2 separate regions of the Homo sapiens genome follow, and region 1 is linked to region 2. A link is an interaction called in ENCODE POLR2A ChIA-PET data of the cell type or tissue named here. Cell type or tissue: Caco-2. All regions are shown on one strand. Each heading gives the region's core, and the rest is flanking DNA. Links, peaks and the distances in the headings are about the cores only.

The links. ChIA-PET counts read pairs that join two places held together with the same protein. Peaks named below come from ENCODE experiments on the same cell type or tissue, not always from the same donor. Only the 100,000 strongest peaks of a DNase experiment are listed, where the experiment ranks them.
Region 1: POLR2A ChIA-PET joins it to region 2 with 8 read pairs; 1 of 35 experiments calls an interaction of 5 or more read pairs at or near these places.

The regions. Positions count from the first base shown.
Region 1 is chr16:71,889,580-71,892,490 of GRCh38, reverse strand. It overlaps a transcript of ZNF821 not described here. Among named protein-coding and RNA genes, the nearest start is that of IST1, 4.5 kb to the left of the region's middle. In Caco-2, for the core only: no CTCF peak of the experiment used is centred there; a DNase peak (open chromatin) is centred at 1,620.
Region 2 is chr16:71,536,340-71,539,194 of GRCh38, reverse strand. It overlaps CHST4 (carbohydrate sulfotransferase 4), which reads right to left. Exons shown (of 2, transcript NM_001166395.2): 2 at 447-2,535. The coding sequence starts at 2,517. The coding sequence ends at 1,357. Among named protein-coding and RNA genes, the nearest start is that of CHST4, 11 kb to the right of the region's middle. RefSeq lists silencers at 1,297-1,366, 1,215-1,509. In Caco-2, for the core only: a CTCF peak has its summit at 1,312 (motif pointing right); a DNase peak (open chromatin) is centred at 1,334.

The sequences.
Region 1 (2,911 bases), core at 295-2,794, 350 kb before region 2:
AGAGACCATCCTGGCTAACACGGTGAAACCCCGTCTCTACTAAAAATACAAAAAAAATTAGCCGGGCTTGGTGGCGGGCGCCTGTAGTCCCAGCTACTGGGGAGGCTGAGGCAGGAGAATGGTGTGAACCCGGGAGGCGGAGCTTGCAGTGAGCCGAGATCGCGCCCCTGCCCTCCAGCCTGGGTGACAGAGGGAGACTCTGTCTCACAGACTGAAAAAAGATAAGCTAAAAGTATCATTGAGCCCCACCTAACTAAAAGCGCTAAAGGTGACATGATTCTTTTTTTTTTTTTTTTTTTTTTTTTTTTTTTTGAGACGGAGTTTCTCTCTTGTTGCCCAGGCTGGAGTGCAATGGCGCGATCTCAGCTCACTGCAACCTCCACCTCCCGGGTTAAAGCGATTCTCCTGTCGCAGCCTTACAAGTACCAAGTAGCTGGGATTACAGGCATCCACCACCAAGTCCAGCTAATTTTTTTTTTTTTTTTTTTTTTTTTTGAGACGGAGTCTCTCTCTGTCGCCCAGGGTGGAGTGCAGTGGCTCAATCTCAGCTCACTCCAACCTCCGCCTCCCGGGTTCAAGCGATTCTGCTGCCTCAGCCTCCTGAGTAGCTGCTACAGGCCTGCACCACCACGCCTGGCTATTTTTAGTAAAGATGAGGTTTCACCGTGTTGGTCAGGCTAGTCTCAAACCCCTGACCTCATGATCCGCCCGCCTCAGCCTCCTAAAGTGCTGGGATTAAAGGCGTGGGACACCACGCTTGGCCGATTTTTTGTATTTTTAGTAGTGATGAGGTTTCACCATGTTGGCCAGGCTGGTTTCGAACTCCTGACCTCAAGTGATCTGCCGGCTTCGGCCTCCCAGGGTGCTAGGATTACAGGCGTGCGCCACCATGCCCAGCCGACATGATTCATTTATTCGTTTAGAAAAATTGCTTTCTACTCGGGAGTTGTAAAGATTTAGCAATCATCACCTGTGTCCTGGGCTTTAACAAAACCTACCTGTCTATTTAGATCCTGTAATATATCAACTGTGAATTGTACCCCAACAAGCCAATTATTCGAAACAGTATCTCTGAGGGAATTAAAAAACACAATATTATCTCTGTCCCTGGCTGAACAGACAAGTTTCATTCAGAAGCTAAACATACTGAAAAATAAACACTGTTTCCCTTGAAAATCCAGTTTTGCTGTTGGGACAAATGTTAACACATTACATTTCTTTGGTAACTAACCAGGTACTTTTTTTGTGTAAATGACTATAACTAGTAGCTGTAACTAAAACCAGACACAGTGTTTGAGCCCAATAAAATAAGAATCTATAACAGGCCTGCAAGCCTTAATCAGCCAACCTGTTTTGTGTACAGCCTCTCCAGCTAAGAATGATTTTTATATTGTTAAAAGGTTAAAAAGCAGGAAGGGGCTGGGCGCGGTGGCTCACGCCTGTAATCCCAGCACTTTGGGAGGGTGAGGCGGGCGGATCACGAGGTTAGGAGATGGAGACCATCCTGGCTAACACAGTGAAACCCCGTCTCCGCTAAAAAATACAAAAAAAAATTAGCTGGGCGTGGTGCGGGCGCCTGTAGTCCCAGCTGCTTGGGAGGCTGAGGCAGGAGAATGGCGTGAACCTGGGAGGCGGAGCTTGCAGTGAGCCGAGAATGCGCCACTGCACTCCAGCCTGGGTGACAGAGTGAGACTCCCTCTCAAAAAAAAAAAAAAAAAAAAAAAAAGCAGGAAGGGGAGGAGCATGAATGTGTGACAGTGACTTTATGTTGCCCACAAATCCCAAAATATTTACTATGTGGTCCTTTATAGAAAAAGTTTGCTCACCTGTAATCCCAGCATTTTGGGAGGGTAAGGCAGGGGGATCACTTGAGGTCAGGAGTTCGAGACCAGCCTGGTCAACATTGCGAAAATCTGTCTCTATTAAAAATACAAAAATTAGCCAGGTGTGGTGGTGCACTGTAATCCCAGCTACTCAGGAGGCTGAGGCAGGAGAATCACTTGAACCTGGGAGGCAGAGGAGGCTGCAGTGAGCCGAGATTGTGCCACTGTACTCCAGGCTGGGAGACAGAGTGAGATCCTGTCTGAAAAAAAAAAAAAAGTTTGCTGACTTCTGCATAAAAGTACTACACATTGTGTAAGAGAAAGAAGGGAAAGATGATGGGCATAGAGTTATTTCCTTTGTTTTAACTATTAACATTTAGACTAAAGAATATACAATGAAACAAAAAAAGAAAAAGAAGAAAAACAATAAAAAAAAGAATATACAAGGATATAGGAACTGCTCTGGACATCTTCCTAAAGCCTAGGAAAAAAAAATCAAGATCACTTGTTAAAGAACCCATGAAACAAGTCTTCAGAAAACTAATTAATGTCACTAATTAGGGCTATATACAAATATTAACTTATCTTTGTGGCATTTTACAGTTTACAAAGCACCTATAAACACATTATCTCAATTTCAGGCTGACATTTCTGTGAAGCAGCTGCAGGTCAAAAATCATTTTTTTGTTTTTGTTTTTGTTTTGTTTTGCCTGAGACAGGGTCTCGCTCTGTTGTGCAGGCTGAAGTGCAGTGGTGCAATCATGGCTCACTGCAGCCATGATCTTGGGCCCAGATGATCCTCCCACATCAGCCTCCTGAGTAGCTGGGACTATAGGCACATGCCATGCCACCATACCTGGGTAATTTCTTATATTTATTTGGTAGAGATGGGGTTTTGCCATGCTGCCCGGTCTGGCATTATCAGGTCAGGTTTTTTCGGGTTTTCTTTTGTTTTTGTTTTTTTGTTGTTGTTTTGTTTTTTGTTTTGTTTTTTGAGACAGAGTCTCACTCTGTCTCCTAGGCTGGAGTGCAATGGCATAATCTTGGATCACTGCAACCTCCACCTCCCAGGTTCAAGTGACTTTCCT
Region 2 (2,855 bases), core at 1-2,500:
CCCAAGGACAGCACCAGTGGCAAGAGCAAGTGGCATACATACTCTGCATTTGTGGAAGAATCACCTTTCTTAGAGCAAGAAGGCGAACAGTGTTGCTGCCTGGTGCAAGGTGCGCTAGTGCCAGGCTAGCCATGGAAGAGTCACCAGAACTCCAGCCCCCATACTGGGGGATTCTGATTCTAGCAGATTTGTGGTAGTGCCTGGCAATCTGCATTTTTTAACAGGTGAAATTCTATTGTAAAACTAGATCTGGGGGCTCCTGCCGAGATCGGGAGTAACAACTTTTCTTATTAGGAGAAGTGGCCAGGAGGAGCTAAATAGCACCAGTCATACTAGAACTGAGGTCCTCTGGCTGAGGGATCAGAGTAAAAGAACTCTCTTCCCAGACCCTAGGGTGACACATATGGCGTTATCACAACTTATACCTCACACAAGAAAGAAAGGGCTTAGCTGCTAATTGTCTATTTTCCACCAATTCTTAAGAGGGTATAGACTTAGTTCATCATCTGAAACCAAATATTATCTTAGCAATTTTCTGTATAAATGGGTGATAGATAATAGCAAAGGTGTTTTAAAAAACCAATAAAGATGATTACATCTATTCTTAGCTTAGGATCCCATAAAAATGAACATTTACTGCTAATAATTAAGAAGCATAAAAAGGGACATTCTAAACAGAACCTTATTTGGGAATTTTAGTATTAACAGATGGCAGCTTCACAGGTCAAAGTCTTCTATGTGATGGGAAAATGCAGAGGGGAAGTGATATTCAAATGCAGCCCAGGCACCCTGTGAACTTAAGAGCTTGCTCTTTTGTGCAGAGATTTTGTTTCATATTTCTGATTACCGATAGCTGTGATGGTCAAGCTCATAAGTAGGCATCCAACCTTGTTCCCACTTCCTTCCTTGAATCCACTGGGAACTCCAAGGGCTCAGAATTTGCATCTCTGTGGAAAATGCTGGTGAGCTCTTTGGTGAAAGATCCATTCCCCATTGGGCAAGATGTGGACAGGGAGGTTTATGGATCAATTCCACTGATACTGTGTCGTGCTTAATAGGCCTCCAGGCCACAAAGTCTCTGAAGTCTGCCCAGACAGGAAGATCAAGAAAAGAAGAAGAGCAATACCCTGTTTCACTGGTGGGATGTGCTGCTCACATAAGGTTCCCCAGTCTGTTTTCTAGACACAAGCATGGACACAAAAGTCCTTCTGCTTGAGCACGTGTGGACACAACTCACACTCAGTGTGATACCCACAGACATGTAGTTAAGGCTCAGAGATGTAGGCAAGGCTCAGAAGCATTCAGAGAAAGTGACTGAGGCTGACACCAGGTGGCAGCAAAGCCTTCTCAACCCTCTTAGTGGATTTGCTCAGGGACAGTCCAGGTAGACAGAAGATCCAGCAACAGGTTTCTCTGTTCTTGTTCAGATCTGACGTGGCGGTAGCCCAGCAAATTCATGGCATCGCCACAGGCTTTCTGAAGTCGAGAAACCTTTTCATAGGGCAAAGACCAGCGCCAAGCCTGGGAGACATTAAGGGCATCCCTGGCATTTGTGTGGAAAGCGTGGTCACCCATGCCCTTGCCTCGGGTGATGTTATGCACCCAGGTCTGAAGATGGGGCAAGAATTCCAATCCCACGAATTCATACATTCGGGAAGTCTGGGCCACAGGGGCTCGAGCCAGGTCCTCATAGCGCACAAGCAGGTAGCGTTCCTGCAGGGCCTTGGGCAAGGACTGGATGGTCTTGTAGATCTCCAGCTGGCTTTGGCAGATGACCTGCATCACATAGTAGGGTTGGTCCTCCTTCTTGAGTTTTTGCTCATGCTGCCCCATCACAATGCGACTGTCAATCATGAGATCTCCCTTTGTGCGTTCTCGGGAACGGAACACGGCCCGGGGGTCCCGGACCAGGTGCACGATATGCAGGTTGAGGGAGGGGTCTTTCAGCAGCGGGTAGAGGGACTGCAGGTTGAAGAAGCGCACCTCCTTGAGCACCACGTGGCTGTAGGAGCGGCAGGCCTTCTCCACCACCTCAAAGGGCTGTTGACTGCACAGGAGCCTGCAGTGAGCCCGGGGGATGATTTCATCTTGTGGGATGATGTCACAGGCAGGTGCAGAACACAGGGCCCGGCTGTTCTCCCACTGAAAGAGGCTGGACTGTCTCCGGGGACCAGGTTCCATGTAGGCATCAAAGACGCTCATGTCGCACAAGAAGACGGCCCGTATCAGATCCCGCACAGCCATGTGCAGCATCCAGGCGGTGCTCTGCTTGAAGGTCATCCACACGTGCCAGGCGGGCTCCATCAGGTAGAAAACATCTGGGTGCTGCCCAAAAAGCTGCCCCACAAAAGAAGAGCCAGAGCGCCAGGAAGACAGAACCAGCACGTGCATGCGCTCGGGCTGTGCCTTCATAGACAGGGAGCTGATGTTGTGGCTGTACATGTGGAAGAATAGAGCCAAGATGGCCATCTGGGAAACCAGAAACAGCAGGAGCTTCATTTTTTTAGGCAGTAGCATTGTGCTGAAGTGGAAGACCTTTAAGGAACAAACAGAAAGGGTGGAGTTGGGCTGCTGTTTTATTGTTTGCCTTCTATTCCCCTTCTGGCCAAAGCCACCTGCTCTCTGACCCCCTACCAAGGAGCAACATGGAAAGCCAGAGGATTCGTGCCAACAATGGCACCAGTCCTTCTCCAAATCATTTCCTGTCCCTTACACTTAGTGTGTTGATATGTTCTCCTTCAGGGTCTTTAATTCCTCCTTCCTGGTCTTTCTAAACCAAGCCACGTTGCCCATTGGTTTACCAAAAATATCTGAACTCAACCATATTTAATCAACATAAGGAAATGTCTCCATCA